2 separate regions of the Homo sapiens genome follow, and region 2 is linked to region 1. A link is an interaction called in ENCODE POLR2A ChIA-PET data of the cell type or tissue named here. Cell type or tissue: GM12878. All regions are shown on one strand. Links, peaks and the distances in the headings refer to the core of each region. The heading gives the core; the rest is flanking DNA. Region 1 overlaps ERN1 (endoplasmic reticulum to nucleus signaling 1). Region 2 overlaps TEX2 (testis expressed 2).

Region 1 (16,435 bases), core at 4,897-12,896:
AGACTTCAGTTCAGTTCCGTGTGACCTTTCTCCATACAGATAGCCTGGACTCTTGATATGGCAGCGGGCTCCCTCTTGAGTAAAAATGGGTGTTACAGTGCCTCCTAAGGTCTGGGCTCAAAAGTTCCAGAACCTTCCTTCCACTGCAGTCTGTTGGTCAAAGCAAGTCTCAAGGCCAGCTGAGAATCAAGGGTAGAGATATAGACTCGGCTTCTTGATGGGAAGAGTAACATGCATTACAGGAATGGGAAGAATTGGTGGTAGTGACCTTTAGAGATGTTCTACTGCAGTCCTCCCTCAGGCTGCAGTAGTTTACAACCCTCCCACTCCCTCCAAAGACCCCCAAAGTCCAATCCCAGCATCAGTCCCAAAATCTCACCTCTCATTATCTGCATGAGGTCTGGAGGTAGATGATGCTCCTCAAGTGTGGCACCTCTTGATCGGAGACCTGTGAATTAAAGAGACAGGGTCTTTCTCCCCTTCCCATCCCCCACCCAACATGCAGTGGTGAGACAGAGACAGGATAGCTGCAGTAAACATGTTCACTCAAAAAAGGGCAGGAAAGAGAGACACATATCACACATTGGGCCTTAGTAATTCTGAAATCCAGCCAGGCACATGTTTTCAGGTTCCCCTCCTCCAGGGGTAGGGAATATTCCTTCATTAGGGCCCAGTTTTGCCCTCTGGGATTGGTTCCCTAATATAGTGCTCTCAGTGGCTCTTGGTTCTGCCCTCTGAGAAGTCCTTTCTTTTCCATAACAAATGGCCAGTTTTGTATCTTTCTCAGTCCGTTCCTTGTCCATTGAAATTTGGGGATCTAGAAGCCCTTTTTTTTCAATTTGACTGTCTCTGTTCCTTTTAGTCTATGCTGATACCACTCCTTTAAAAACTATGTGGGCTTCCCATGTGTCAAATTATAATTTATTCCATTAGATAAAAGCCATACCCACAAGTTTCTAGACTTTGGAATGTGAGTGCAATGGGACAACACATGGTTTTTAGAACTCCCTTGATGGGGGCAGAGGGTCTATGAGGGACCACCTTAAAATCTTTCAGAGGTCTCAAAGAAGGATCTTACAGCTTCAACTTTGATTTGGTTGATCTTTACCCTGAGCCCATTTTTTGTTGCTGGCAGTACCCTGGATTTGATCTTTTCCCTAAAGTTATTTTTTATATTGAGAATCTTTTCCAGCGATATTCAGTCCTGGACCCTTTATAGTTCCTCTGTATTCTGCTGAATGATTTCTTCCTCAGCTCATTTGTCTCACAATATATCATAGACAGCTAAGAGAAACCATTCAACATTTTCTGCCTTCTGTCTGGAAATCTCCTTAGTTGGATCCCTGAGTTGATTAGGTACTTTTTCTGTCTTCCAAGTTACTGCAAGCAATAGTCATGCTCATCATGGCACCCTCCACAAGCTGGGTCACCCCTTTTCCATTTTCAATAGCAGTGCCCCCTCTGCACTAGCAAGTCTCCACCAACCTTTTTATCAGCCTCCCAGCCTCCACCTGCCAGCTGGTCCTAAAGTCAATGCCACATGTTTTAGGTGTTTGTTATGGCGCCATCCTGCTTCAAGGTGCCAATTTTTAATTGTCAGCAATCCATTGCTATGTAATAAGGCACCCCGAAGCTTAATGGCTAACAACAACATTCTATTGCTTACACTTCTGTGAGCCATGAGTCCAAGGGCATAGCGAGGGTGGGTCGTCTCTGCTTCCACATGCTGTCAGCCAGTTTCACTCATGTGTCTGGGCCTTCAGTTCTCCTCACATTGCCTTTCTCTATCGACATGGATAGTCTGGACTTTTTGGCCTACAGTTTAGGGAGGATTTGTTTGTTATAATTAGATAAGGACCACACCTCAGTAGGTACTATGGCCCCTCCGTGGTAATGGGCTGGCTGGTCTGTGTTCTTTAGAATACACCATCACCATGTACGACACCAAAACCCGAGAGCTCCGGTGGAATGCCACCTACTTTGACTATGCGGCCTCACTGCCTGAGGACGACGTGGACTACAGTAAGTGCTCTCTGCTGGATTTCACAAGCTTGGGCCAGTACTTTTGACCTATGTGGAAACAGTGGCTCCAGAAAGTAGGATTTTCTTTTAAGATACTCTTTGTCACCAGGTTCTTTCTTTCCATGGACTTTTCATGGGCTTATCATAAATACTTCCCACAGTCAATGTGCAGGGGCCTTGGTGAAGTCTGAAGGGAAACCGAAGTAAAATGGTGACAAGCTTAGCCAGAGAGGAAGGAGGACATCCCTCGTTGAGTCTTTCTATGTCACAGAAGGAATTTACTGCAAGCCCATGGAAAGTAGAAGTAAAATCAGCATAGGACATTAACAACCCTGTCAAGAAGGCCACTCTGCAAATGTGACTCATCCCTAGTTATTTCTGCAGTTAACATTCACCCAACTCAAATGAAAACTAAAAACCAATTTGCCACCTTAACATTGGTATCAAAGTTGGACTCTGCTTTTTCTTGTCAAGGACCTAGAATATTTTCGTTTTTCTCTGAGGACTCCTTTGTGAATCTGATGGGACAGTGTCAGTGGTTCAGGTCTGACTTTCAGGGTGTTTTTTTGTTGTTTTTTTTTTTGAGGCAAGTTCTCCCTCTGTTCCCCAGGATGTGTGCAGGAGTGCAGTCAGGGCTCACTGCAGCCTGAAACTCCTAGGCTCAAGCGATCTTCCCACCTCAGCCTACTGAGTAGCTGGGACCACAGGCACGTACCGCCACTCCCCCACCTACCTGGCTAATTTTTTTTTTTTTTTTTTTTTGTAGAGACGGGGGTCTCACTATGTTGCCCAGGCTGGTCTTGAAGTCCTGGACTCAAGTGATCTTCCTACCTCAGCCTCCCAAATTCTTGGGCTTATAGACATGAGCCACCACAGCTGTCCCTGACTTTCAGTTTGATCGATGGGTTTCAAGTGACTGCTATGAAATGCCAGATTAATAGGCATCTCCACTGGCTCCTTCCTCCTCAGTATTTACTCTCACTTATTGAATAGAGTGTTAAAGAACATCACCAAATAAATTGCCTTTGGGAGAGTGATCCTGGCTTGTGTTTATACGCCAGCCAGCTCTCAGTGTCTTGATATTACAGAGACTAAGCGAGTTCATTGGAAACAAGTGAAATTGCTCAGAGGAGATCTGAGAATATTCCAGAAGTCTTGTTTCCTCTAACTGAGTGACTAGAGCCTGCCACAAGAGTAGAGGATGTGGTTGCAAGATGGGGTGAGACTCAGCATGCTTTGTTTATTTGATCTGTACAGAGATGTCCCACTTTGTGTCCAATGGTGATGGGCTGGTGGTGACTGTGGACAGTGAATCTGGGGACGTCCTGTGGATCCAAAACTACGCCTCCCCTGTGGTGGCCTTTTATGTCTGGCAGCGGGAGGGTCTGAGGAAGGTGATGCACATCAATGTCGCTGTGGAGACCCTGCGCTATCTGACCTTCATGTCTGGGGAGGTGGGGCGCATCACAAAGTGGAAGTACCCGTTCCCCAAGGAGACAGAGGCCAAGAGCAAGCTGACGTGAGTTGGGAGCTCGGGGAAGGAGAGGGCGGCCGTGGCCTTCGTGTTCTGGTGCTGTTGCAGTGTAGCAGGCCCTGCACGGGAGGCCAAAGACAGGGCAGTCTCTGAAGCCATGAGGAATATTCAGAGCCAAGACTGTTTCATTTGGAAACCTCAGAATACAAGAGCTGAGGGGCACCCATTAACACTTCAGAGTTATTAAATATTACATAAAAATCATGGATGGGAGGTGTCGGGCACCATGGCATACACCTGTAATTCCAGCTACTTGAGAGGCTGAGGTGGGAGGATTGTTTGAGCACAGGAGTTTGAGGCCAACCTGGGCAACATGGCAAGACCCTCCCCCTGCCACCACACACACACAAATAAAGGTATAGGAAAGAGACTGCCAGTGTAAGTATAGTTTGGATCTATCTTAGGTGGTAGGGATGCAAGAGATTTATTTTTTTAACTTTCTATATTTTCTAAGTTTTTAGGTTATATTCATTTTAAAAATCAGAAAAAATAGTTACAGTGTGTGTGTGTGTCCAAGACTCAGCAGGCTTCTGTTCTCCATCCCCCTCTTCATAGCCTATCACCGAGTCACTTAAACTCCCCAAGCCTCAGTTTCCTACTTTATATATAGAGTTGTGTGGAAGATCAAACAAGATAATATGCCGGCAAGTGTTTAGATTGTAAAACAGCATTCAAATGTAAGGTATTCGTTGAGAGAGGTTTAGATAATGTAGTGGATGACCGATCCCAGGTGGGCTCTTGACAGTAAGCAGAAGGGCCAGGAGGTGTAGCTCTCACCATTTTCTGTCTCCCTGATGTCCCACATGGGGACAGACTACACAGCTGGGGAACCAGAAGTCTCACCAAGTCTGGAATTTCTTATGCATCCCTTTTGCTCTCAGCATCCAGAGTAGAGCAGCTGACCATTTCTCAGGAGTTCTGTAAAACCTCCAGGATCCTTAGAAAGCACAAGGCAGAATGGGGGTAGTTCTGGTGGTCGCTGGAGTGATCGCTGGAGTGAAAGTGTGTTGTAGAGAGTCATCTGAGGGGCCTCGGCGGTGGTAGTAAGCACTCAGTCTCCTCTGTGGCCACTGGGCGTAGTCCTTTCTGCAGGCATCATGGGCATCGTCTAGTCCAGCCCTGCGATTTTGCTGAGGCTTGCCATTAGGTGGCTTGTCCATGTTTCTGCAGTGAGTGACAGCTGGGATGAAGTCCTGTGGTCCTGTTCCCAGGGCAGTGCCCCTAGCTTCACACCCCTACTGCGTTCCTCCATGTCTGGGGGGTTAATGTGGTCATCCCTGCGGGTGGTATTTGGGGTGATGATTACTCCCTTCTGTGGGATCTGGAAATTCAATGACTCTGGAATGCATGTATCTGTTTTTCTCCTAGGCCCACTCTGTATGTTGGGAAATACTCTACCAGCCTCTATGCCTCTCCCTCAATGGTACACGAGGGGGTTGCTGTCGTGGTAAGTCCACTACGGAGGGCTCGCAGCTGCCTAACCACTTCTGTTCCATTTTAGCAAAGAATGACTTTGCTATGCATGAGCATCCTGCAGGTTAAGAATGAAAAACACAAATCTTAAGTTCTCAAAAACAGTTTCTGCACATGCCACATTCTACTTTGAAAGAAAGATACATGACAAAAACAGCTTCTTAAAGCCGAGGAATCCCTGATTATTCCCTTTTGCTTTTGTGATCAAATCTAAACTCCCCAGGCTGGTGTTCATGGCCCTGCTTCATCCAGTCCCACGATGCCCTTCCTCCACCCTGTTAGTTTCTCTATGTGAGTTGCGTGGCCCAACCATGTGCACCTTCTCCCTGACTTCTACAAGCCCCATGTTCATCTTTCCCCGGGGCCTTTGTTCAGGCTGCTCCTCACCTCACACTTCAAATGCCCTTTCTTCTTCCTTTTCCCTACTCAAACCCTTTGCATGCTTTTGCAATCTCGCCGAGCCTCCTTGGGCCTCACAAGCCTGCCTCAAGCATTCTGTCTCTGAAAGTCCAAGGCGTCATAATCCTAGCTGTTTGTCCTGATCCCTACAATGCTTGGGCTGTGTGGTTGGCTCTCTTGTCTTCCCAGTGATTTGGGCGGCTGCTTCTGTGAATAGACAGCGCCTGCCTCTGTCATAGTTCCAGCAGCACCTGAGCCAGCACTGGGCGTGTGGCTGGACTTTATTCCGCCCCATTGGTTGCGTAGATTGTGACTAACAGAGATATCCATTCATTCTCCTTCACTTATGTCTGCTTCTCATAATAGCTTCTTGGAGTTCTACACACACACTTCTTGTTCCCCAGTACCCAGACATAAGAATCTAAAAAGACGTCCATAAAGACATCAGTGCAGCTTGTCACATCCTGAGGGAGAAGCTTCTTTGCCCAGACTTTGGGCCTTTGTGTCTTGCTCTGTCCTGGACTAGCCCTGCACTAGAAATTGCTCACCTTTCAGGACAGTGGCTGGGATGGTGTGCCGTGGGACCCGCTCTCCCTCCAGGGCTCCTGACCCTCACTGCACCCTCTCCACAGCCCCGCGGCAGCACACTTCCTTTGCTGGAAGGGCCCCAGACTGATGGCGTCACCATTGGGGACAAGGGGGAGTGTGTGATCACGCCCAGCACGGACGTCAAGTTTGATCCCGGACTCAAAAGCAAGAACAAGCTCAACTACTTGAGGAATTACTGGCTTCTGATAGGTAAGAGCAGGTCTCCCACAGTAGCCTGAGGTGACAGCGTGCTGCCTCCTGGTGGGCGACCGCCGGCCCTGGTAGTTACACCGTACTGAGCTCGGAAGGCCTTGTGCTCAGAGCCCTTCCCGGCTGGCCCCTGAGACCTTGGGACATTTTTACCCCCAAGGAAAATCAACAAGGTAGCTGTGTTTCTGAGTCAGTTTTTGAAAACTGTTTAATGTTCCAAAACTCAGGTACTAAATTAATGTAAACCTTGTGTGAGTATCCGACATTAAGCCCTTTAGAATGCATTTCCTCACTCCTCACAGCAACCCTGTGTGAGGTAGGTACCCTTGTCATTTCCATTTTATAGTTAAGAAAACTGAGACTGTTTCTATGGAAGAATTAACTTGGAGTCCACGTGGGCATGAGGGTGAGGGGTTGGAGAGGCGAGGGCTGAGGACCCGGGAGGGATTAAATCCCAGGATGGATTGAGAGCAGCAGAGTCAGGGGCTGGTTGTGGTTCTAGGGCAGTGTCATCCCAGGTGTGTGGGAAGGTCCCTTTTTTCCTCTTTCTCTTGTTTTTGCTGCCATCACTAATGGCCAGGGATTGAACTAGAGGCCCTGTCCCAAGAGAGATAAGTTGAGATGACACTTCTTGAGTTGGCAGTGAGTGTGACAAACGAAGGCGGAAGTGAGAAGAGCTGTGTTCCTGGCAAGTGTGCCAAGTCATTAGAGCAGGAGGGAGTTTTCTTGAACCCCATCTGCCCTTCCTGTGCCCCATCCCTCACTGTTCTGCCACCTCCCAGCCCCAGTAGGGGCAGAGCAGGGCAGGAGGTCAGTCGGGTGCTGGAGCACCCAGGGGCCGGTGCAGTTTCTTCTCTCTGTTCTCTTCCTGTCGTGCTTGCTGGTGACAGGTACTAGGGGAGAAAGAGGTCAGGGCTGGGGCTCTGGAAAAGAGATGTGGGGCAGCTGGGAGCATGTGGGGACCAGGAAACAGCAGGATCTGCCAGGCAGTGCGGTGTAGGTGGGGATGTGTGTAACCAGGTATTATGGGGGGAAACCAGGTATCCTTGAGCCCTGCTCGCTTCCTTTATAGATTGTCAAGGTCCATTTCTTTTTTCATCCTGTTTCCTTGTAGCCATTTTTATTTTATTTTTACCAAATAACGGGTAAAGGAGATGACAAAATAATAATACGTTTTTATTAACAGAAGTAGTTGGAGGAGCATGTATGAATAGGCCCATGGTGAGAAAAAAATAGCTAATGAGAAGAGGTCATTGCAATTACAAGGCTGCTCAGCATTATGTGCCAGTTAAGGGGCTCACAGACTGCCCACCAGTGATTAAGAAGTGGAATTAAGGAAATGTGTATATATGAGAATACAGAAAATATGGGGGCAGGGAGTCTTCATGGTTAACTTGTAAAATGAGATCCCTTTAAAATGGAAAGGTTGTCCAAGTAAGGAAACTGCGAAAACAGCAAAGTATAAGGAATCTATTAAGTGTAAGGATCCCACAATTCGAAAGCCTCTTCTGAGGACCTCCAAAGCTCGTCATCTTAAAATATGGCACTGAGACTATGGCAGTGTCTCCTGTTGACGAGGGCCACAAGTAAAAGGATATGCCCTACTATGTCCAGATATGTCCTTTCATTTTCTCTTTGTGGAAAGCATTAAAGATATTCCAGGTTGTCATTAATCGTGAAAATACAAGGATCCAATTAGCTTGAGAGGCATGGTCTGTGGGTTGCCCCAAAGCCATGGCCCTGACCTTGGGTGCTTTCGGCATCAGAGCTTAGTTAACTAGGCATATATAAGCCCGGGAGAGCCTGATTCAGTAGGTCTGGGGCAGGGCCTAGCCATCTGCTTTTTGCTCTGGAATCTGGACCTAAGAGATAATGATAGATGAATACATCAAGGAGACCAGGTAATATTTGTACAAAATATTTAGTGGTCTCATGAGTAAGGTTGTACAGTGGTTGGTCCAGTGTGTACAGCGTGATATCAGTGAAGGCCCAGCTCCAGGAGAAGCCTGTTTACAAGAAGGTTGACAGAAGAACTAGGGGGATTCAGGCTAATGCCTTCCATAGCAGTCTCTTGGCAGGTGTCCTACCAGACAGGTAGGACCCTGAGCACTGAGTGGGTGTTGTGGGAAGGGCAGGACACTGCTGCACAGCGTGGCATGTGGAAGAACACCTCACTTTTCTTAGACCGTAGGTCTCTTGTTAGTGAGCCTCAGAGTTACCCGCACATACTCACATTCGGATTCCTGGGCCCTACCAGCAAGTCTGATTCAGTGGTCTGAAGTGGGCAGACCACAAGTGGAGAAATCCTGCTCCCAAGCAAAGCATGTCTCAGAGCTCCTTGGTACACAAGAGAAACTAGTGGTGGCTCAAAACAAAAGTAGGTTTCCCTTAAAGAATGATATTATGTTGTAGATAGAGAACTGACCTAAAGATGGGAACTCAAAGAGGAATTTTCCAGATCAAGAAATGTACACAGCTTAGACTAGTTCCTGTTTGTTGTCATCTTGGCATGTATGTCATGAAATCTTTGATAGGTTTAGGGGAACAATGGAAAGATCATAAGGTGAAAGAGACGTGAGTCAGAGTGAGATCTGCTCATAGCCAGAGAACAGAAAGGAAAGTCAGCCAGGCTACTGGCAGCCTAATCTGAAACAGTGACCTGGCTCTTTGGGGCAGTATGTGGACTCATTTTTAGAGCTGAATGGATTATCAAGCCCTATCAAATCCCAGTTCCCTATTCTAGTCAGCTTTGTATCTCTTACAGCAATTTGCACACAATAGATGCTCAATAAATGTGTAATGAATGCTCAGTAGCCATGCGATAGTTGTGTAGTGAACAGCAAATGAACGTGGAGCAAGCTATGGCCCCATCCATCTAGCAGGTGTGTCCTACTGCTTTCTCGCAAGTAATGTACCACTTTCCCCGATGGAAGCTCACATTTAGATAATAGTAGGACTGGAACTCCACCTGAGCAATTTAAATACCAAGATGGGAATTCGGCGGCCATAGAAGAGTGATGTTACAGGAAAAAGCATTGAAAGGAGAACTCCTTGAACTTTTAATGAAGCCTCATCATACTTCACCTGTGGATCGGGCCCATGCAGCCCCACGAGCCTTGCGTCTGGTGCCTCCCAAATGTCCTGATCCCTGTCATGCAAGGATACTTCTTCACTCCTCAGTAGGAGACTTGGAATACTGTATTCTGCCATGAAGTAATAAGGGTCCTGCTTTGATGGAATTTTCTGGTAACTGCCACTCATTTTCTCTAACTCACAGTCCTGCTGAGAGTTTGCATTGTGGACCCCTCAGTGGGTAGCACCTGTTGCCTAAGTTTAGCATTGAGTGCCACCACAGCTCGGGAAATTGTTCTCACTAAAGGTTTTGTTTCCTGTCATAGGACACCATGAAACCCCACTGTCTGCGTCTACCAAGATGCTGGAGAGATTTCCCAACAATCTACCCAAACATCGGGAAAATGTGATTCCTGCTGATTCAGAGAAAAAGAGCTTTGAGGAAGTGAGTGAGGAAGCGACCAGTCGGGGGTTGTTGGTGTTAGGTGTTGGGAGGGTGAGGCATTAGACTTTGACTCTGCCTTCTGAGCTTGCAGCCTAGTCTGGGAGGGAAGAGGAATGCACCAGAATCCAAAGCAAAAAACATAAATGGTTAAGGGCTAGTGGAGAGGAATAGGAAGCAACTTGTGAAAGAAGGTGCAGGAAAGGCAGCAGGACCAAGCTAGGCCTGGACCTGGATGAATGGGTAGGATTTGGCCAGGTGGAGGGAGCAAGAGGGCACAGGAGGGAATGGAACAGCAAGGGCAAAAGCCTGGAGTGGGAAGAATGCTGGTGTGCCCAGCTCACAGGCTGTGGGGAGAAAGGCCTGGCCAGACCCGAGGCTACTAAGTAGGGGGTAGTAGGAAATGGGCTCACATGGGTAAAAAGGAACCATGTTACAGGGCCTGAAACAAGCCCTGTGGAGGAGTTTAAGAGTTGTTGAAGGCTGGGTTGGGTGTCTCACACCTGTAATCCCAGTGCTTTGGGAGACCAAGGCAGGAGGATCGCTTGAGCCCAGGAGTTTGAGACCAGCCTGGGCAACATAGCAAGACCCTATTGCTAAAAAAAAAAAAAAAAAAAAAAAAATTGTTGAAGAAGTGATGAGATCTGAAGTTTTATGAAGCAGACAGAGAGTGGCCTGGGACTATTTGCACAGAGTTCCAGGGGCTCTCTTAGCACACCTTGGCCTAAAGCCAGAGGAGAGGGAGTAGAAAGGACTCTAGACCGGGAGCTGAAAGCATCAGTTGAGGAATTCAGCAGCCCCACAGAAGTCAACCTCTTTCTCTTACCTCTCTCTCTCATCTGCTGGTGTCCCCTGTTAGCTTTACCCAGTCAAAAACCCCAGGGGGTTGGGGAAGCCATTGCTTTGGCCCATACAGGTCAGCCTTCTGGGGCACAGAGCCGGTGGAGGAGGTGGAAGGGTGGCTCTGCAGGAGGGAACCCAACATGGCCAGGGAAGGGGAAGAGGGGACGTCTGAGGCTTAGTGACCGATTCAGGCCTGGCAGCTTCAGCAGCCCTGCCATGGAGGGCCCAGGGACAGAGATGCACCTGGGCTACATGAGTAGGGTCAGAAGAAGAAGAGAATGGCTGACTGATGCCGAGACCAAAAGCACAACAAACTCAGTTGAGAGATTTAGATTTTATCCAGAGACAAAGGAAATTGTAGACTTTCAAGATTCCAGGGCACAGTATCTGTTTACCATCATCTACGGAAGTAGCCAGGTTGGAGAAATACATTGATTCCTAAAACAGCAATCTTAAACAGCATTGTCCTATAATCTTATTAAAGTCCTGCATATTCATTATTGAACACTTAGAAAATAAACACATACAGAAGAAAATAAGACAGTGCCCTTAATTTAACACCCAGAGGTAGCCACGTGTCAAATCTTTGTATTTAACCATCTGGTCTTGGATAACGGTCTTTGAAAAAGTATGTTTTAAAATACTCTCAGGTGCATCTGTATGGTGATGAGACATACAGATGTCCCTGGCCACATGCCCAGGTGCTTCCTATATACTCTGCAGGCTACAAACCCCCAAAAATGTGGGAGGCACTGTGGGAGAGGCATGAATAAGAGGGGTACACCTGGAGGGGAGAGAAGAACATTCTAGGCAGCCATCTGGGGGGAGGGGTGAAATGGCGTGAGCGTGTGGGAGGTTTAGCATGTGGGAAATTCAGCATGTGCCAGGGAGGCTGTGTTAGTTTTGTTGGGCAAATGATAACGGCATACCTAGAATACTAGATATTTGAAAGTGAGTCAATGCATTTTTCTAAATGCCTGTTCCGTGAAGTCTTAGAGATTCTGAGGAACTCTAGGGAAGCTCCATTTTTATCTGATTTAATTTTGGGCTTCTAAATTTTCTTTAACAAACGCTTCTGATGCTTCTTAAAAACTTTGAAGAAATAGTGGACTACTGGAATAAATTATAATTTTGGGATTGCACTGACAGTTTACAGGCAACACGAGAAAACTGCTTTATTGCTTTCTAGCCATGTGCCTCTGTATACGTGCGGATTTCCTTTTAATGTGAAATGGTATTATTAAATCAAATACCAATTTTTCACCAGACTTTGTTACAGATGACTTCAGTGTTTTCCTGGATACTGAACCTACCATCAAAGGAGGAAGTGTTTGCCTTTTTGAGGATTTTTGAAAAAAATATGTAGGGTCTGAAGACACCTGCCAAAAGTATTGCTCCAAAAACTATTTTTGAATAATGATAACCTCACTGCAAAGATGCATGGCCTCTCAAAGCAATTGCTTTGAAAGAGGCAACAGTTATCTGGCTACATGATCTTTGGTGAGCTTAAAACAAATAAAACCCCCTGCAGTACAGTCATATCCTTGTAAACAGTGATTGCTTCTCTTGATTGCTGGCCTCATCTGTATCTGGCTAGAAATTTTGCAGTGATGTCGCAACTCTCTCCCATGCAAGGTTATCAACCTGGTTGACCAGACTTCAGAAAACGCACCTACCACCGTGTCTCGGGATGTGGAGGAGAAGCCCGCCCATGCCCCTGCCCGGCCCGAGGCCCCCGTGGACTCCATGCTTAAGGACATGGCTACCATCATCCTGAGCACCTTCCTGCTGATTGGCTGGGTGGCCTTCATCATCACCTATCCCCTGGTAAAGCTCAACAATTCCCCTTTGCCATCCACCTATTTCTGGGGCTTCTCTGCCTGTCGCCTCATGTCAGTGAGATCCAGACAAAAACAACCAGCACATTTCTTTCCCCATTTAAAAGTCAGTGTTTGTTGGCCGGGCGGGCACAGTGGCTCACGCCTGTAATCCCAGCACTTTGGGAGGCCGAGGCGGGTGGATCACAAGGTCAGGAGATCAAGACCATCCTGGCTAACACAGTGAAACCCTGTCTCTACTAAAAATACAAAAAATTAGCCGGGCATGGTGGCAGGGGCCTGTAGTCCCAGCCACTCTGGAGGCTGAGGCAGGAGAATGGCGTGAACCCGTGAGGCGGAGCTTATAGTGAGCTGAGATCACACCACTGCACTCCAGCCTGGGCGACAGAGCAAGGCGACAGAGCAAGACTCCATCTCAAAAAAAAAGAAAAAAAAAGTCAGTGTTTGTTTATCTTCAAAAACATAATTAAAGAGACACTAGCCTCCCAGAAAAGGACAATTTTGTTCCTAAATCTTAGTGTTTTTCAGCTAAGAGCTGATTTATAAGCCTTGCTCAAAGATGATTTTGAATAGTTATCTGTATTTTTAAAGAATAAGGATAATAGATGAAGACCTTTCCTCCCTTAAAAACTGCCATTAGAACTTCTGCTGGGGAGAAGAACCAAAAAAAGAAAAAAGAAGCTGCCTGTGAGATCAGCTTGTGTGAAAAAGGCAGTGTGGCCATCCCTTTACTTCCTAGTTGGAAATGAGCAAGTTCTGTAGCAGAACAGGCCATGGGTGGGATGAAATATGTGAGGGGCATGGTCCTTCAGCAGGTTGCTCAGAGCATCGAGATGCTGTTACCTGAGAGCTCAGGAAGCTAATGACCCGCCCAGGAATGGGAATGACAGACTCTTTATGGCACTCCCCACTGGCACGTCTGCACCTGATAGTTTCACTTTTCACCTCACTCAGTCCTATGAGGTCATTATTATTGATCCCTTGTCCACAAAAGAAGGAAGTAGACCCTGAGAAGCTAAGTAACTTTCCCCACGGGTACCCAGCTAGTAGACGGCATTTCTAGGACTCCACCCCATGGTGGAGAGAAGAAGAGACGACTCCCTGGTGGGTTGGTGGCTCACAGAAGTCCCTTCAGTCCACCTCCTGCACATGGGTAGGGATGATCACAGATCGCTGCTACTTCAGATAATGACAGAATGAATCCTTCAGAGTATTTGAGAGGCATGTGGCCTCGGGGAAGGCAGTGGGATGAAAGGCGGAAGCAGGACCTCAGCCAGGCTCACCATGTGTCAGCCCCACTGCCACCTCCTGGCTATGTGTATGCAGATGTACTCTGCATACCTAGAATACTAGAGCTTCCTCACCTGCCCCTCTGGATTACTGAGTGTCTGTGCGCTAGCCTCTAGCCAACACACAGACACGGTGGGTGGCGAACCTGGGGCTTGCTCTCACCCACCACTGGCTCAGCCATGCTACCTGTGCTTCCTGTTTGGTTTCACCTTTGCAACAACTCTCAGACTTTCATGAAAATCACAGAATTTTAGAACTGAATGAAACTGGCACAGCCCTCAACCTAGGGCACAGTCCCTCCCCTGGTGGCCATCCAGCCCCTCCTAGGGTTGGGGAGTGGGCTGTATGAGCAAGGATCTAACTAGTCGGTGGAAAGACGTCCAGTCATCGAAGCAATTCTGCTTCCAGGTGCCTTCTCACTGGTCTCTTTGTGCCCTGTTGGGTCACATAAAGTACACATGCTCCCTCCGCCACTGGGACCTGTCCCTTCCCAGCTGCTTGTTTCCCTGTGGGAACAGCTGCCCTTGTCTGGATGTGGGTTTCTCTTCCCAGAGCATGCATCAGCAGCAGCAGCTCCAGCACCAGCAGTTCCAGAAGGAACTGGAGAAGATCCAGCTCCTGCAGCAGCAGCAGCAGCAGCTGCCCTTCCACCCACCTGGAGACACGGCTCAGGACGGCGAGCTCCTGGACACGTCTGGCCCGTACTCAGAGAGCTCGGGCACCAGCAGCCCCAGCACGTCCCCCAGGGCCTCCAACCACTCGCTCTGCTCCGGCAGCTCTGCCTCCAAGGCTGGCAGCAGCCCCTCCCTGGAACAAGACGATGGAGGTAAAGCCAGTTGCCATCTTGGTGCTATTTTATGTTTTATTCGAGCACCTCCTGAGAAGTCCAAGGAGTCTCCATAAGATTGTAAACTACCATTCTCAGGGGTTCACTGTGTTCTCCTCTAACTTCCACTCTGGGGGTCTCTGTGGGAAGGCTTCTGCCCCATCCCTTGGCATCTCCCCTTCAGAGGGCCTTCTGGGAACCACCCTGGCCATCCTCCTGTCTTTCTCCACAAGGGCTGGGCGTCGCGGCTGACCAGAGGTGAGCTGCCCATTGGGCTGAAGAGAGTTCCCAGGGCCAGCCGGTGGCCAAGTGTGGAAGTGTCACAGTTGGTCTGCTTTCCTCTGTGGAAGTTGGCTCAAGCCAGTTGTCAGAGCCCCAATTCTGAGGGAACTGGCACAGAGCTGGTGCAGGGAACTCAGAGCCCTCTGTCCCAAGGAGTCTCCTCGTTTTACATGTCCATTGCCGCCACCTGAATGCTTCAGTGCGGATCTTTACAGTGGACTTTGTGGTGGTTGTTAACTATTAAACCATTCTAACTATATCACAATGAATATGTATAAGTGTGTGAAACGCTATGGAGAATCCCTGCCTTCCAGAAGGTTTTAAGATATGCAATCGCACAATAAGGTAAAGGCGGAGACAGAATGCAGGGGCAGGGGGAAGAGGCAGTCCTGGGTGTACATGGGGAGTGGGCCTGGCAGGCTCTTGCTGAGCAGCAGTCTGGGGTGCAGTGCCTCTTAAATCCCATCTTTTAATCTGAGGTCAGGAAGCTTGTCACTATGTTAACCTCAAGGTTCTTTAGGTGATATCTGTTTGAAACAATCTCTTTTTCCTATTTTGTCCCAGATGAGGAAACCAGCGTGGTGATAGTTGGGAAAATTTCCTTCTGTCCCAAGGATGTCCTGGGCCATGGAGCTGAGGGCACAATTGTGTACCGGTGAGTGGATTAGCCAGCCCCCTGCCCTCACCGCCTGGTGTCTAAGTGCCTGTCAGGTTGCGAGCCTGGTGCCAGGCTCAGAGCACAGCAGGGTCAAAGCAGTGACCTAGACGCATGGAGTCCGGCCTCCAGGGAGCTTGCACACTGAGACAAGCGATGATTCCGGGGCCACCAGGCAGTCAGGCGGGGCTCTCTAGGCTGGGAGGCAGTAGGTGAATGCTGTGGACCCAGGTTCTCACCTCATTTACACAGCCTGACTCGTGCTTCCCAGACACAACTCCCACTCCTCATCCCGCAGGGGCATGTTTGACAACCGCGACGTGGCCGTGAAGAGGATCCTCCCCGAGTGTTTTAGCTTCGCAGACCGTGAGGTCCAGCTGTTGCGAGAATCGGATGAGCACCCGAACGTGATCCGCTACTTCTGCACGGAGAAGGACCGGCAATTCCAGTACATTGCCATCGAGCTGTGTGCAGCCACCCTGCAAGAGGTGGATTTATTTTTTTTATTTTGTTAACTTTATTAAAGTCATAGCACTTTGGGAGGCCAAAGTGAGCAGATCACGTGAGCTCAGGAGTTTGAGACCAGCCTGGACAACATGGTGAAACCCCATCTCTACAAAGAAACCAAAAATTAGCCAGGCCTAGCGATGTGTTCCTGTAGCCCCAGCTACTTGGGAGGCTGAGGTGGGAAGATTGCTTGAGCCTGGGAGATCAAGGCTGCAGTAAGCAGTGATTGTGCCACTGCACTCCAGCCTGGACAACAGAGTGAGACCCCGTCAAATTAAAAAAAAGTTACAGTGAATTGTACTAATTTTAAATGTAATAGCTTGATGAATTTTGACAAATGTCTATACCCATTTAACCACATACACAGTCAAAATGTGGAGCATTTTTATCCCTCTGGTTGTAACAGGGTGGTCCCCCCAGCATGCCTGGGCAGTCTGCTTGCAGTTGGCATGTC
Region 2 (16,435 bases), core at 3,600-11,599, 160 kb before region 1:
TACTACAGAAAAGTTTTTACTAATTTTCTAGTTTCTAATACCAGTTTTCAGCAAAGTTTTTGCTAATTATGTTCCAGCCTTAGTGCAAGAGAGGGTTTGTCTCATTGTGCCCTTGCCAGCATCATACATGTTTTAATCATTGAGAGAAATTATTTCATCGGTTTGTTTCCAATTCTGTATTATTTTTAGTAAGGTTGAGTTTTTTATTTGTTTCTTGGCCATTTGAACTTTTGGGTGAAGTGCCTGTTCATGTACTTGGGAGATACCTATTGAAGATGCCTTCCTAAATTTGACCATTAAAGAAAGACCTTAAGAAAGACTGTAAGTCCTTCTAAGGGGAAGTTTTACTCTGCCAGGTGGAATGCATTTTTCTTACATTGCATGAAAGTTAAAAACATGATTTCTTAACCACTTGGAATTTATCTGACTTACAAGATTTGCCTTTAAAATTTTAGAAATGATTGGTGAAAAGTACATGGAACCTCTCTGTACTACTTTGGCAACTTCCTGAGAATCTGTCATTATTTCAAAATGAAGCTTGAGAATTTAAGGAATGGTACAACTTCAGCTCTCTCCTCTTACTGCCTGGAACCCTGCTTGATAATCCCAACTGGTAGAACCAATAGGGACGGGAGGGGAGCAGCTCTCATGATATCCCCAAAGCCAAACAGTGGTTAGGAATGCTGCTTTTGTTTTTAATTTGGACATAGTTTCAAACTTTAAAATGGATGCAAAAGTAAAAATGGAATCTTAAACCCTTTCCCAAAGGTACATTGTTGTTAACATGTTACCCCATGAGCATCAGCTTTTGAAAATGTGTTGTTTTGGCTAGGCATGGTGGCTTCCGCCTGTAATCCCAGCACTTTGGGAAGCCAAGGCAGGCAGATCACCTGAGGCCAGGAGTTCAAGACCAGCCTGGCCAACATGGCGAATTTCTGTTTCTACTAAAAATACAAAAATTAGCTGGTTGTGGTGGCATACACCTGTAATCCCAGCTACTTGGGAGGCTGAGGCAAGAGAATGGCTTGAACCCGGGAGGTAGAGGTTGGAGTGAGCTGAAATCTTGCCACTGCACTCCAGCCTGGGTGACAGATCGAGACTCTGTCTCAAAAAAACAAAAAACAAACAAAAAAAAAGAAAAGAAAAGAAAAATGTGTTGTTTTGTGACCACAGCCACAACACACTATTCTCATATCTTGGGCTTTCGGCACCATACTCTCTTGGCTTCCAGGCATTCATTCCTCTGAAGAAAAATGCTTACTCCTGGTTTTCAGATTTCTCAAGAGCCTACGGTTTAGGAATGATTGGTGAAAAGTACATGGAAAGGTTTTCTTTTTAAGATTTAAATATAAATTCAAGCACATTTAGAGGTTTGGAACAATTGATTGCCTGCTCCTGAACTCAAATATTAATATTCTTTCCTCACCCCTAGCACCACCCCTCAGCTTCAGGTAGCAGTTAACGTCCCTCTTGTGTAGCTGCCTTGTTCCCATCTCAATGCCCTTCCATGTGCTGTTGCTTCATATCCACAATATTCTTTTTTTGTTGTTTTTAAATAGAGATAGTGTCTCGCTGTATTGTCCAGGCTGGTCTCGAACCCCTGGACTCAAGCATTCCTCCCGCCTCGGCTTCTCAGAGTGTTGGAATTACAGGCTTGAGCCACTGTGCCCAGCCTGCAATATTCTCTTCTCTGCATATCCTCCTTCTAAGACACATAGATGACTTTTCTGCTTTAAAAAAAAAAAAGTTATTCCCAGACTTCTTTACTTGATAAGTACCATCTGTTTAGGACACACCTGTCCTGAGTTATCATTACTTATTCTAGGGTTTCTGTGACCCCATATTGATGTCATTTTCTGATGTCTATGTGTTGTCTCCTTGAGTTTTCCCCTGTAGATGCCCCCATTATTATTTTTTATAAACCTCCACAGGCCTTGTATGGTTGTGCTGAACGCATGACCTGGTTTTCAATGAGTTACTGTGAATTGAATTTGATTTTGTTATTTGAGCCATCTAGCAATCTATAAAGCAAAATTCTAATTGTATTGATGCTTTCGAACCCCCCTTTCCTCTGGGATGTGGCACTCTTCCCAGAGTGGGCTTTCTTCATGGCAGGTAAAAGGTCTATGCGGTGGTGGAAGGGAGTGGGCCTGCTAGTTTCTTCGTCTAAACCCTGTGCTGTGTTGGTGGTGGTGCAGGACCCTGCTGGGTCGGAAGAGATGGTGAGTAGGGGCCTGGGAACCTAACAACTAATGGGAAAGGATTTCCAAGTTTCTTGCCAGTGATGAAGATAGAGTCTTGTCTTTTTCTTTTCTTTAAATGAAACTAAGGCTAGAGCTAGTTCATTATCTACAATGTCATATTGATTTTTGTTTGTGAGGTGGAGTATTAACAGATTAGAATGGCTGCTGGCAGTTCTCAGCTGCTTCATTGAATTTAAATGAATCAAGGGATAGCTCTTAAGATGTACTTGAGATTTGTAGGCTAAATCAGACCTTCCTGCCGTGGTTGGTTTTGACCAGATTCACTGTTTTGCTCTGTGGCATCAAGGCAGAAAAATACAGAATCTTATAGCCTTTTCCCTCCTTTTTACAAAACCAACTCCTATTAAAAAATGCACAGGTAAGAAGTATTAAGACATCCTCTGCAATAGAATGCAGCTTGCCTTCTTTTCCTCTGCCAGGAGCTTTTGGATTGAAACTGTTGACTGACATAACCCAAGCTAGCAGATGGTACTCATACATCAAATGTCCAAATGCAAGCTTGTTCAGAGGTAGCAAATGCCTAACAGGCTGAATTTTACAAAGACAAAGAATGTGAATAATGACCTTGAAGGATTAGGGATGGTCCCGAGAAAGGAAGCACACTCGACACCAGGCTTGCCCCTTCAGATGCTGTGTTACCTGCCTCGGCCTCCTGGCCAACATGGTAAAACCCCGTCTCTACTAAAAATAAAAAACATTAGTCAGGTGTTGTGGCAGGCACTTGTAATCCCAGCAACTCAGGAGGCTGAAGCAGGAGAATCGCTTGAACCTGGGAGCTGGAGGTTGCAGTGAGCCTAGATCGTGCCATTGCTCTCCAGCCTGGGCAATAAGAGTGAAACTCCATCGCAAAAAAAAAAAAAAAAAAAGATGCTCTGTTACCGTGCTCACTGTACACTGTACCTGGAGGCTGGTTCCATTTTCAATGAAATTTGCTTTCTTCCCTCCCTGCCTTACCCTGTCTCTCATTCTTTCCTCCAGTATTTCCTCTAATCTAGTATATGAATTAGAAGTAAATAATATTCATGGCTATACTACTATTTGGCCTAGTGTGTTTGCTATGAACAAACACGTGTTGGTGATAATTGAGTGGCCTGGAACGAACCATCTGCTCTTTTTATGGCTCTGATTCTAGAACCCCAGGATTGTGAAAGACAGAGCTAGGAAGGGCAGTTATTAGTAGAAAATGAGACCAAAGAAAAAAAGTGAAAAAAAAAAAAAAAAAGCCAGATTCAGTGAGGTTAATATTATCTTGGAATTAATAAATGCTAATATTGAGTCTTGAAATGGCTCTTCATTTTTTATTATACAGCCTGATTTATTGTTGATTGGTTTTTCATGGCCTAATTGATGATGATGACCTTTTTGGGTGAACAGAAAGCAAATAAACCTCATTGCTGTTTGATACGCTCACTCTGACTCCACTGACACAGAGCGCAGTTGGCTCCAGTTTGAGGCCTTTGTTTTTTATGAGTTCAAGTTAGATGGCAGCTACTAATTTGTAAACTAGATAGAACAGAATCCTACATAAATTCTGGAGAGAGAAGCCCTTATTAGAGGCTTTCTCAGTCTTAATGGGAGAGATGAACTTCTTCATAGGGATAGCAACCTTAAAGGAGGATTCTGGCAAAGACCTTAGGAAGGACCCATCAGCAGAAGAGTTTGAGACATCCTGCTTTCTGGAAACATACCGGATCAAGGCTAAGGTTTAGAGGGCATTTGGCTCCAAATAGCCTCCCCCACCCCACCCCTGCCCCACCCCAAATGTATGGGAGCATAAATACATTTACATCTATTATCTTATAACTTAACCACACTGTAGTGTAAACACTAAAGAACAATGTGAAGTTTTTGAATAGAATTGTTTTAGTTGGCATAACAAGTGGTTCAGAGTATTATTTCTTTGTAGTTTTGAAGAGTGAAATCTTTTAAAATTTTATATTATTTGTTTATTTTTTAAAATAGTGATGGGTCTCCTGTGTTGACCAGGCTGGTCTCAAACTCCTAGCCTTAAGCAGTCCTCCCATCTTGACCTCCAATTTTTGCTTTTTTTTTTTTTTTTTTGTGAGTTGGAATCTCGCTCTGTTGCCAGGCTGGAGTGCAGTGGCGCGATCTCAGCTCACTGCAACCTCTGACTCCCAGGTTAAAGCGATTCTCCTCCCTCAGCCTCCCGAGTAACTGGGATTACAGGTGCCCACCACCACACCCAGCTAATTTTTGTATTTTTAGTAGAGACGGGTTTCACCATGTTGGCCAGGATGGTCTCAATCTCTTGACCTGGTGATCCACCCACCTCAGCCTCCCAAAGTGCTGAGATTACAAGCGTGAGCCACCGCGCCTGACCAATTTTTGCTTTTTAAAATGTAACTAACCTGCACATATACTGGCCTTCAAATTTTATTTTTAATTATGATAAAATACGTATAGCAAAATTTTACCATCTTAACCATTTTTAAGTTCGGTAGTATTAAGTATATTCACATTGTTATACAACCAATCTCCAGAACTTTTTCATCTTATAAAACTGAAATTCTGTATCCATTAAACAACATCTCCCCATTTCCTCCTCTGCCAGCCCATGGAACTCTTCATTTTCCTTTCTGTTGCTATGAATTTGACTACTTTAGATACCTCTTGTAAGTGGAATCATACAGTATTTGTCTTTATGTGACTAGTCAGCTTATTTCGTTAGCATAATGTCCTCAAGGTTCATCCATGTAGTAGCATGTGACAGGATTTCCTTCCTTTTAAGGCTGAATAATATTCCCTTGTGTTTGTCCATTCATCTGTCAGTGGACACTTGGGTTGCTTCCACCTCTTGGCCATTGTCTGAAATGCCACTGTGAACATGGGTGTGCAAATATCTTTTTGAGACCCTGCTTTCAATTCTTTTGGATATATACCCAGAAGTGGGATTGGAGGATTATATGGTAGTTCTATTTTTAACTTTTGAGAAACTTCCATACCAGTTGCGCCATTTTACAGTCTTGCCAATAGTGCACAAAAACTCTAATCTCTGTACAACCTTGCCAACACTTCTTTTCTTCTTTTTTAATTGTAGTCATCCTAATGGATGTGGGGTGATATCTCATTGCGGTTTTAATTGCATTTTCCTAATAACTAGTGATGTTGAGCATCTTTCCATGTGCTTGTTGCCCATTTGTATATCTTTTTGGAGAACTGTCCTTTCAAGTCCTTTGCCCATTTTTTTAAAAATGTAATTTAATTTTAAGTTCCAGGATACATGTGCAGGACTTGCAGGTTTGTTAACATAGGTAAATGTGTGCCATGCTTGTTTGCTGCACCTGTCAACCTAGGTGTTAACCCCCACATGCATTAGCTATTTATCCTGATGCTCTCCCTCTTCCTGCCCCCTGCCCCCTGACAGGCCCCAGTGTGTGTTATTCCCTTCTCTGTGTCCAAGTGTTCTCATTGTTCAGGTCCCACTTATAAGTAAGAACATGCAGTGTTTGGTTTTCTGTTACTGTGTTAGTTTGCTGAGGATAATGGCTTCTAGCTCCATCCATGTCCCTGGAAAGGACATGATCTCATTTCTTTTTATGGCTGCATAGTATTCCATGGTGTATATATACCACATTTTTTTAGTCCAGTCTATCATTGATGGGCATTTGGGTTGATTCTGTGTCTTTACTATTGTGAATAGTGGTGCAGTGAACGTATGTGTGCATGTATCTTTATAAGAGAATGATTTATATTCCTTTGGGTATATACCCAGTAATGGCATTGCTGGGTCAACTGGTATTTCTGGTTCTAGGTCTTTGAGGAATTGCCACACTGTCTTCCACAATGGTTGAACTAATTTATATTCCCACCAACAGTGTAAAAGCATTCCTATTTCTCCACAGTCTCACCAGCATCTGTTTTCTCTTGACTTTTTAATAATTGTCATCTGACTGGTGTGAGATGGTATCTCATTGTGGTTTTGATTTGCATTTCTCTAATGATCAGTGATATTTAGCTTTTTTTCATATTTTTTTTGCTGCATAAATGTCTTCTTTTGAGAAATGTCTGTTCATGTCCTTTGCCCACTTTTTAATGGGGTTGTTTTTTTCTTGTACGTTTGTTTAGGTTCCTTGTAGATTCTGGATATTAGACCTTTGTCAGATGGATAGATTACAAAAATTTTCTCCCATTCTGTAGGTTGCCTGTTCACTCTGATGATAGTTTATTTTGCTGCACAGAAGCTCTTTAGTTTAATGAGATTCCATTTGTCAGTTTTTGCTTTTGTTGCAATTGCTTTTGACGTTTTCATCATGAAATCTTTGTCTGTGCCTATGTCATGAATGGTATTGCCTAGATTTTCTTCTAGGGTTTTTATAGTTTTTGGGTTTTCCGTTTAAGTCTTTAATCCATCTTGAGTTAATTTTTGTATAAGGTGTCAAGTTGTTTGTTATTAGAGTTCTTTACATTTTCTGGATATTAACCCCTTATCAGATAAATGATTTGCAGATATTTTCTTCCCCTCCATAGGCCACCTGCATTCCTTGGGTCATGCTCCTTGCTCTCATTACTCTGATGTCTGCTTCTGTTTCACATCGCCTTCTCTGAGTTTCTGCCTTCCTCATATCTTTTAAGGGCACTTGTGATTACATTGGGCCCACCCAGGCAATCCAGGATAATCTTTCCATCTCAATCATATCTGCAAAATCTCTGTTGCCATGGGAAGTAACAGATTCACAGGTTTTAGGGACTAGGATGTGGACGTCTCTGAGTGGGGTAGGGGAGGAGCATTACCTGTGTACCACGTCCCTTATCTCCCCTGCCTGCCTTCACAGGAACTAGACTTATCTCTTTAGTGACTTAAGTCAATTTGGACTGTTCCTCATGTTTTCTTTTCCTTTCCAACCTTCCATCTGGTCCTGTTGCTTCATTCTTTTCCTTCTCTTTCCATCTGCCTTTTCTTGCCAGCTCCACATCCACTCCTCTAGTTTAGGCATTTCTTACATCATGCTTTGGCTGCCAGAATAGCCTTAAAACTGGTCTGCTTGCCTGTAATTCTCCCTTTAGATATTTTATTTTATTTTATTTTATTTTATTTTATTTTATTTTATTTGATGAGATGGAGTCTCACTCTGTTGCCCAGGCTGGAGTGCAGTGGCCCAATCTTGCCTTACTGAAACCTCCTTCTCTCAGTTTCAAGCGATTCTTGTGTCTCAGCCTCCTGAGTAGCTTGAATTACAGGCATGCGCCACCACGTCCAGCTGATTTTTGTATTTTTAGTAGAGATGAGGTTTTGCCATGTTGGCCAGGCTGGTCTCGAATTCCTGACCTCAAGGGATCCACCCACCTCAGCCTCCCAAAGTGCTGGGATTACAGGCGTGAGCCACTGTGCCTGGACTCCCTGTAGGTATTTTAAACTCATCTTGATGCATACTTGTAAAAACAAATCTATGCCTGATAATTCCATTATCTGAAGTCCTTATTTTTCTGTTATATTCTATTTCTGCTGGTCCTTAGTCTTGTTTCCTCATCTGCTTGGTTACCTTTGGTTATGTGCTTACCATTCATTGTATTTGAGAAAGTATTTCTCGGAATAACTTGAGGCTTCGGGTGAAAGTGCTTTGCTTTCGTGGGGAGAGAATTTCTTCTGCCAGGTCCCTGGAGGTATTTCTGGTCCAAGACCACCTTGGAAGAAGCTCATGGTTGAGATTCCCTGGTTCTTTCAGAGGAGGCAAACCTAGGCCTCCAGTCTAAGTGAGGCCTGGTTTGCTTCTGGTTCACCTGTTACCTAGTAGCTGTAGTCCTTTGGGGTCCCGGCTCCTTGAGGAAGAGTCTCCAGTTGGTGTTCCACGCTGGCCAGCCCTGGATGTTGACTTCTGCTCAGGAGGCTGTTAAAGTGAAAGGCTGCCGGGTGTGGTGGCTCACACCTGTAATCCCAGCACTTTGGGAGGCCAAGATTGGTGGATCACAAGGTCAGGAGTTCAAGACCAGCCTGGCCAATATGGTGAAACCCCATTTCTACTAAAAATACAAAAATTAGCCAGGTGTGGTGGCGGGCGTCTGTAGTCCCAGCTACTGGGGAGCCCGAGGCAGGAGAATCACTTGAACCTGGGAGGCGGAGGTTGCAATGAGCCGAGATTGTGCCACTGCACTCCAGGCTGGGTGACAGAGCAAGACTCTGTCTTTAAAAAAAAAAAAAAAAAAAAAAAAAAAAAAGTGAAAGTGTCCTTTGCCAGACTAGGCTAGGCCAATGCTTGAGGGCAAGGTGGCTTCTCTAGAGCTCATACCTCGGGGTTCCTGTTTTCTTTAGTTTCTGTACTGTTATTCCTTGCTCAGTTCTTGAAGCTTCAAAGCCTTTCAGACTTTTTTTTTTCTGGAGTCAGAGTCTCACTTTGTCACCCACGCTGGGGTGCAGTGCCACAGTCTCAGCTCACTGAAACCTCTGTTTCATGGATTCAAGCAATTCTTGTGCCTCAGCCTCCCTAGTAGCTGGGATTACAGGTGTGAGCCACCGTGCCCAGCCATTCAGAAATTTTTTTTCAATGTATTCATTGTTAGTTGTGTTCAGCAGAATTGTGAGCCTGATAATGGAGCCTGCCTTCCCAGACAACCAGACTCCAGACCTGTTTTTCCATGTTGCCTCTGCCACCCTCATCCATTCTGGGACGGGACGTGATTAATTTTGTGTACCACTTTGATCATGTCAGACTTTTGCTTAAACACCTCTCCAGCACGAAATCATACCTATGGGAGCCTGGCGACAACATGAGCTACAGCTCTCCTTCCCATCACAAGGCTTGGGGGGTCAGTGTTAAAACCCAAGGGCTTTGTAGTCTGCTGGAACTATGGGAAAAAGAGACTGTTGAGAAGGAAGCTTTCTTTTTTGGCCTTTCAGTTCCTGAGGGCTTGAGAGAAGCTTGTCTCTTTTTTTGAGCCTGGGTATAATTGAGTTTCAGGAGTAGAGGGCAGGAGGCTAGCCATTTTATATGGTACCAGATTGTCAGATGGATAATGAGACCTTTCATTTCTCAGTGCGGCCAGTCACATGCTGCTGGTTGAGAACTGAGGTCTTAGCTTGTAAGTGAGCTGTCCATGACGGAGCACAGAGGGCAGGTACAAAAGCTGGGACAAAGCAGGAATAAAGAGCGTGTGTGGCATGTTTGAAAAGGCACCCTGCCGGGCATCGGGCCTCAGTGTCAGGAAGCCCATGTTGTCAGTGCTGTGCCCTTGGACAAACCATGTAGTCTTCCTGGGTGTCAGTCAGGTCCTTCCTCTTGGCCTTGGCTGTCCTGCATGGCTGTGGCTGTGGGAGGGTCGGCTCAGTTGGCCTTAGCAGCCAGCCACTGGGAGGACAGAGAGAAGAGGGAACTTGAAGTGGTCCCCAGGAGGAGGCAGAGGCAGTGACCACTTGATAGGTTGTCTAGAGCCCAAACCATGGTCTCTGGTTCTAGCACACTCAATTACCCAGCAGTTTGGGGCCTGGAAGCAGCCTTTGTTTATCTAGCCTAATCCCCTCATTTTGCAGATGAGCAAACAGAAGCCTGGACATTTTCTTGTATTTAAAGAGCAGTAGTGATGCTCCGGCCTCGTGTGGCTTATTTTAGTAAAAATCTAGAGAAGTGGAACCAGGCTTTGGTTAGTGTGGGTTTGGGGGCATTTACTGTGAACCTCTGAGGCCACTGTCTGAGTGAGCCCTGGAGGACAATAACAACAGTGAGCCAGAGCCTGCCCCCATCTGGCCACCTGACACCCAGCTCTCCCTGGGGCCCACCTTCAGCTCTGTCCGCCCAGTCTGATCAGAGGTCGCTTTACCTGGCCAGTCAGGGGGCCCAAGTGTGTGGAGGATTAGGCAAGCAGGGTCCTGGTGACCTCCACACGAAAAATAACTCTGCTTCCTGAGCAGGTGCCAGCTTTTTGTTCCCTGGGGCCTGGCCTGACTGCTGAGACCGCAGGCTTCTGAACGCATTGCTGTTTTCACCCTTTGGCGCTAGGCTGGGCCTAACTTTGCCCTTAGATTCCCAGGCCTTCTTATCCTCAACTGCAGACGGGCCTCTCCACTCTTGCCTTGGTTCCTGAAGGACCGATTCACTCTGTTCAACCTCAAAATCATGCACTTTGTACTTGGACTTGTGCCCACAGTTACCTTCATTTATAGCCACCGCTGTGGGTGAAGCAGCCTCAGAACAGCAGAGCCTTACATATCATCCTTTTATGTTATGAAAGCAACTTAAATGAGTTTTTCAGCCCACTGAGAATTATCAAATACCAAACTTTTCTTTTTAAATTACCTCTATAATTTTCTTTTTAAATTGCCCTTATAAAACTAGGTGATAGTTAAATGAAAAACATATGTTGCTTCTGATATTTTTCTTCTTACTAAGCCTACAAATTCCTTAGCTTAAGATAACAGGGAAGGATTGTCCTGGACCCGAGGCTGTGTTTTTCTGGCTGCTGCCAGTTCCTGGATTTAAATTGCTTTGTTGGTGGATAGAGATCATTCCCTTTTCCTGGATTCAGGATAGGAAAGCCTGAGGGTCACAAATGAGCCTGGACAGAACTGTGTGTGAAAGTTTTTACGGTAACTTCTCTCAAATATTTGATACTGAAATTGTGTAGTTTCAGCTTGAGTCCATGTTGCAGCTGGGCCCTTGAATGTAATTCTTGTCATCCTTGGAATATTTCCTCCTTCTAGTGATCCAGGATCACTGTTTCCCAAACCCCCTTATTCCCCTACCCATTTTATGATTTCTCTTGTTGGTAATATCAGTTGCCAGCATTTTGAACCTGAATATTTAGCAGAAGGCTTAAATTAGGAGCTCTTCAAATTAAAGAAATAAGCAAGCCACATAATGTCGATTGTGGTAGATTACTTGTAAGCGTATTGTGTTGGGTTGGATACAGTCACCTGTAAACATAAACGTGTAGCGTTTTAAATTTGGAAAGGACTGTGGATCTACCTCCATTTTACAGACCAAGATACTGAGACATCGAGAGGCCCTGGCTTGTTCAAAGTCCCACAGAGTCAGCTGTAGAAAGACAAGTACTAGAAGCCCTATGTCCTGGGCCCAAGCTGGGTGCTCTTTCCACTGCCCCACGATGCCCCTTTTGTCTCAATGGCCTCCCACTGCTCCCCACACTCACCCTCTGTCCTGGAAACAGAATAGAGCCAGGTGGCTGCACACACCATGCCCATTGCCATCTTTATGCCCTTGTCCCTTCCCTCTGCCTAATCATGCTCATCCCACTACAACTCACCCATCAGTTCCAAAGACCCGTTGGATGTCCCACCTCCCACACTGGTGTCATCCTCCTCAGAACTTCTGAAGCGTGCCCTGTGTCTTGGCTCTTTTTACATGGTCTCTGTCCAGGTGTGGTCTTAATTTTTACATAGTAGGGCTAGTGCCCAGTAAATGGGCCATGAGTGAATAAAGAGAGATGACTGTACCATGTCACAAGGTGGGCGTGGCATCTTGTTTTGCTGCCCAGCTTTTCAGGCTTCTGACTTCGTTCCAGCTAAGCTCCAGAAAGAAGCAATCAGCTATTAAGCTCCAGAAGGGCAGAAAGCATAGCTTCCACATCTCTCACCACAGTCCTTGGTAGAGTTCTTGGTTGGTGGTGGGTTACAGCAGTGATACTTCATTTTCCTGACACATGAATCTTGCATTCAGTTTAAAATATGTTTGCTTTATCCTGATGCCTCAGAACGTGGCCATGTCCTCATGGCTGCCTCATGTCTTCATGGCTGCCTAAATACTCTGGTCTTATGGTACCTACCATTTGAGGAGGCCAACAGACCATGGCAATTAGTTTACAGATTTCCACATTTGGATACTTTGCTACTTACTTGCAATAGCAGGAAGTTGGGAGATGCAGGCCAAATAATTGTTAGGATTGCTGTGAAAATTGCAGTGAACGCAATACCCCTCCTGGGTTAGCTTGTTACAGCTACAAGACTCCTAGTGAAATTTTTGTTCCAAGATCCTCAAACTCAACAGGATGCTACATTTTATCCTGTTGGGCTTCTCAAGCAATGCTGGTAACATCTATTGTTCAGGTATTTTAAGGCTTAAGATAGAAAATTGTTGGTAGAAATTAACCAGTTAAAAGGGAGGAAATGATTACTCAGGTGTTGTGAAGTAAGACAGATTGTATGGCATTTATAACATTGGTTATGTAGTTTGCTCATAAAAGAGAATGCCTAACTGGAATTTAGTGAAAATTAAACCATTAAACCCAATGAAGTGAAAAACGGTGGACATCTGCCAAGTAAAAGCATAATCACCACTTAAACAGCTTCATCTGTGCTCCTATCTGCGAATGACAGCGTCTCCTGTGGAGAAACTGCTCTCTGACTTCTGGTTTTCTCACTGTTTTCACAGAGCCTGAGCCCTTGTGAAGCCGGCAATGACAAGTCTGTATGGTCGCCATGCCGAGAAAACCACTGACATGCCAAAACCATCAGCCCCTAAAGTGCACGTGCAGAGGTCCGTGTCCCGAGATACCATCGCCATTCACTTCTCGGCATCCGGCGAGGAGGAGGAGGAAGAGGAGGAGGAGTTCAGGGAGTACTTTGAGGAGGGGCTGGATGACCAAAGCATTGTAACAGGGCTGGAAGCCAAGGAAGACCTCTATCTTGAACCCCAAGTTGGCCATGACCCCGCCGGCCCTGCTGCCTCGCCTGTCCTGGCAGATGGACTGTCCGTGTCCCAGGCCCCTGCCATTTTGCCCGTCTCCAAGAACACTGTAAAGCTGTTGGAGTCCCCTGTTCCAGCAGCACAAGTATTAAGTACAGTGCCATTGGCTGTGTCCCCAGGGTCGTCTTCGTCGGGGCCCTTAGCTAGCTCTCCCAGTGTGTCATCCCTTTCTGAGCAGAAAACCAGTTCTTCCTCCCCATTGTCCTCTCCTTCTAAGTCTCCCATCCTCTCATCCAGTGCCTCAACCTCCACCCTTTCCAGTGCAAAACCCTTCATGAGCCTTGTGAAGTCCCTGTCGACCGAGGTGGAGCCAAAAGAATCCCCACACCCCGCAAGGCACAGGCACTTGATGAAGACATTAGTCAAGTCTCTGTCCACGGACACTTCCCGGCAGGAGTCGGATACAGTGTCCTATAAGCCACCTGATTCCAAACTGAACTTACACCTGTTCAAGCAGTTCACACAGCCCCGAAACACAGGTGGAGATTCCAAAACTGCACCTTCTTCCCCACTGACTTCTCCCTCTGATACTCGTTCCTTTTTTAAAGTGCCCGAAATGGAGGCTAAAATTGAAGATACTAAACGACGCCTTTCAGAAGTCATCTATGAGCCTTTTCAGCTCCTTAGTAAAATTATAGGGGAAGAAAGTGGCAGCCATAGGCCCAAAGCCTTATCTTCAAGTGCTTCAGAACTCTCCAATCTGTCCAGCTTGAATGGGCACTTGGAAAGCAATAACAACTACAGCATCAAGGAGGAGGAGTGTGATTCTGAGGGGGATGGCTACGGAAGTGATTCCAACATCCCCAGAAGTGACCACCCAAAGTCCACTGGTGAGCCCACAAGAGAGATAGAACTGAAAAGTTCCCAGGGGAGCAGTCTGAAGGATTTAGGCCTGAAGACAAGTTCTCTAGTTCTGGAGAAATGTTCTTTGTCTGCCTTAGTGAGCAAAGAAGATGAAGAGTTTTGTGAACTGTACACTGAGGACTTCGATTTGGAAACGGAGGGGGAGAGTAAAGTTGATAAGCTCTCAGATATTCCTCTCAAGCCAGAGGTGCTCGCGGAAGATGGTGTGGTCCTTGACAGTGAGGACGAGGTGGACTCGGCCGTGCAGCACCCGGAATTGCCAGTGAAGACGTTGGGCTTCTTTATAATGTGTGTCTATGTGTACCTCATCCTCCCCCTCCCCCACTATGTGAGTGGACTCTTTCTGGGAATTGGCCTTGGATTCATGACTGCAGTTTGCGTGATTTGGTTTTTTACACCACCAAGTGCTCATAAATATCACAAGTTACACAAAAATCTGCGACACTGGAACACAAGATCTCTGGATATCAAAGAACCTGAAATACTGAAGGTAAGCCTCTCCCCGGGAGCTGGCTAGTACACACACTTCTCACATACAGCCGTATTTTAGATCTGACTTGTTTTTTGGTTAGCTGTTAAAGATTTTTGCACAGGCCGTGTTTTTTAAGAGCTTGGGGCCACTTCATTCTCCAGGCACCCAGTCAACTCATCTGGTAAACCTCATTCTAACCCAAGCTTTGCAGATTCACAAAGTAGTTTCTGAAAGATCTCTGTGACTCTAGAGAATAGTGTTTACATCAGTTCCTGTTCTGGTCTGTCTCTAAACTTACTTGGAATGTGCTACTTGCTGAGCATTTTTAATGGCTGAGTCTGTTAGGGTTCACTATTCTTGAGACCTTGAAGAAGGGTTAAATACTCCCGGAATTGCAAGAGGAGGGAAGGAAGAAGAGAAGGCAAATTAATGTCAGCTGTTGGCCCCTGCTGGTGCTCCTCTTTCCTTTGCACGGTGGGGAATGGGATGGAGAAAGATGTCATCTTTCACTGCATATCAGATGTCAGGCTTTTGGGCCTCCTGAGGGGTCCCTGGGACAATTCATTGGGAAGCAGGAAGAAACATTCATCTAGCTGTCTAATCTGTCGATTGAGACGGAGTCTCACTATGTTGCCTAGTGTGGTCTCAAACTTCTGGGCTCAAGTGATCCTCCTGCTTCAGCCTTCCAAAGTGCTGGGATTACAGGTGTGAGCCGCTGTGTCCAGCCTAGAACTTCTATTTATTATTATTTTTTTGCATATTAAAATTTCTGGTTATGTGTATACACACTATAAAAGTACAATTAGAACTTATATAGTTTGTAAGTTATATGCACACACACATTTATGTACAGTATCCAAGGGGGCATTGGTTTCAGGACCCCCCCCAAGGATACCAAAATCGATGAATGTTTCAGTCCCTTATGTAAAATGGCATAGTATTTGTATTAATATATAACCTATGCTCATTCTCCTGTATACTTTTAAATCATCTCTAGATTACTTATAATACCTAACATAATGTGAATGGTTATTATGCTGTATTTTTAAATTTGTATCTTTTTTACTGTTGGATTGTTATTATTTTTTTTAATTTCATATTTTCAATCCAAGGTTGATTGAATCCATGGATATAGAGGGCTGATTGTATATGTTTTTAGAGATAAGGTGGAAAGCCAGAAAAGTTTAGAGACCACTGCTTTATAAAAGTTATCTAATTCAGCTTCATAACCATCCAGGAGTTTGATGCTTCCAGTTTTACACATGAGGAGATTCAGGCTCTGAGAGAGGTGGTCATTGTCCAAGGTGTCTTGCTACTTAATAAGTAATAGAGGCTGGGCATGGTGGCTCACGCCTGTAATTCCAGCACTTTTGGAGGCTGAGGGAGGCAGATCACTTGAGGTCAGGAGTTCAAGACCAGCCTGGCCAACATGGTGAAACCCTGTCTCTACTAAAAATACAAAAATTAGCTGGGCTTGGTGGCGTGCACCTGTAATCTCAGCTACTTGGGAGGCTGAAGCAGGAGAATTGCTTGGGCCTGGGGGCTGAGGCTGCAGTGAGCTGAGATTGCGCCACTGCACTCCAGCCTGGGTGACAGAGTGAGACTCTGTCTCAAAAATAATAATAATAATAATAAAATAAGTAACAGAGGTAGGCTTTGGAGCCTTTGTGTGTCCTCTTCCTGCTTTTCCCATGACACCTCTCTGCAGAAGGTTCATGCCTAGACCTGCCTGGAGAATTCCTTGTGTTACAGGAGATGTATGAAAAGGAGAACTTCGTTTCCCTGGAGCAATTTTGAACCTTAATTATTGGTTTTAATCTTTAGCTTTTCAAATTCAAAGCTTGTTTGGCTTCTTAGTTAAATTAAAGGTATTATTCTCCCATCTATTTAAATGAGAATGCTCTAAAAATGGCAGCGTGATGTCCCTATTGCAAAAAAAAAAAAAAAAAAAAAAAAAGCTGGGGGTTGGGGAGAATTCTTTTAGGATCCAAAATAATATTTGTTTTTAAATTTCATTGACTTTTTTCCTTGTTCAAAGGAAATACATGGTTAATGTTTTAAAAACACAGGAAACCCAAAGAAAAAAAATTTTTTGATCACACTAGTGGAAGGGAATTACAGTTAATGATTTGGTATATATCCTAGTTTTTTGGGTTTTTAAAATTTCTGCATATATGAAGATA

What was found. ChIA-PET counts read pairs that join two places held together with the same protein. Peaks named below come from ENCODE experiments on the same cell type or tissue, not always from the same donor. Only the 100,000 strongest peaks of a DNase experiment are listed, where the experiment ranks them.
Region 2: POLR2A ChIA-PET joins it to region 1 with 10 read pairs; 2 of 35 experiments call an interaction of 5 or more read pairs at or near these places.

What each region holds. Positions count from the first base shown.
Region 1 is chr17:64,053,777-64,070,211 of GRCh38, reverse strand. It overlaps ERN1 (endoplasmic reticulum to nucleus signaling 1), which reads left to right. Exons shown (of 22, transcript NM_001433.5): 7 at 1,921-2,022; 8 at 3,280-3,541; 9 at 4,925-5,003; 10 at 6,061-6,226; 11 at 9,625-9,743; 12 at 12,219-12,410; 13 at 14,264-14,537; 14 at 15,384-15,474; 15 at 15,773-15,962. Among named protein-coding and RNA genes, the nearest start is that of ICAM2, 41 kb to the right of the region's middle. RefSeq lists enhancers at 6,069-6,118, 7,129-7,198, 13,560-13,679, 13,468-14,211, 14,212-14,955 and a silencer at 13,200-13,249. In GM12878, for the core only: a CTCF peak has its summit at 6,275 (motif pointing left); DNase peaks (open chromatin) are centred at 6,901 and 8,801; H3K27ac peaks cover 3,098 bases.
Region 2 is chr17:64,210,409-64,226,843 of GRCh38, reverse strand. TEX2 (testis expressed 2) reads left to right here. Exons shown (of 12, transcript NM_001288732.2): 2 at 12,602-14,270. The coding sequence starts at 12,627. Among named protein-coding and RNA genes, the nearest start is that of TEX2, 45 kb to the left of the region's middle. RefSeq lists enhancers at 8,971-9,802, 10,005-10,204, 9,803-10,635. In GM12878, for the core only: a CTCF peak has its summit at 9,964 (motif pointing left); DNase peaks (open chromatin) are centred at 8,553 and 9,853; H3K27ac peaks cover 926 bases.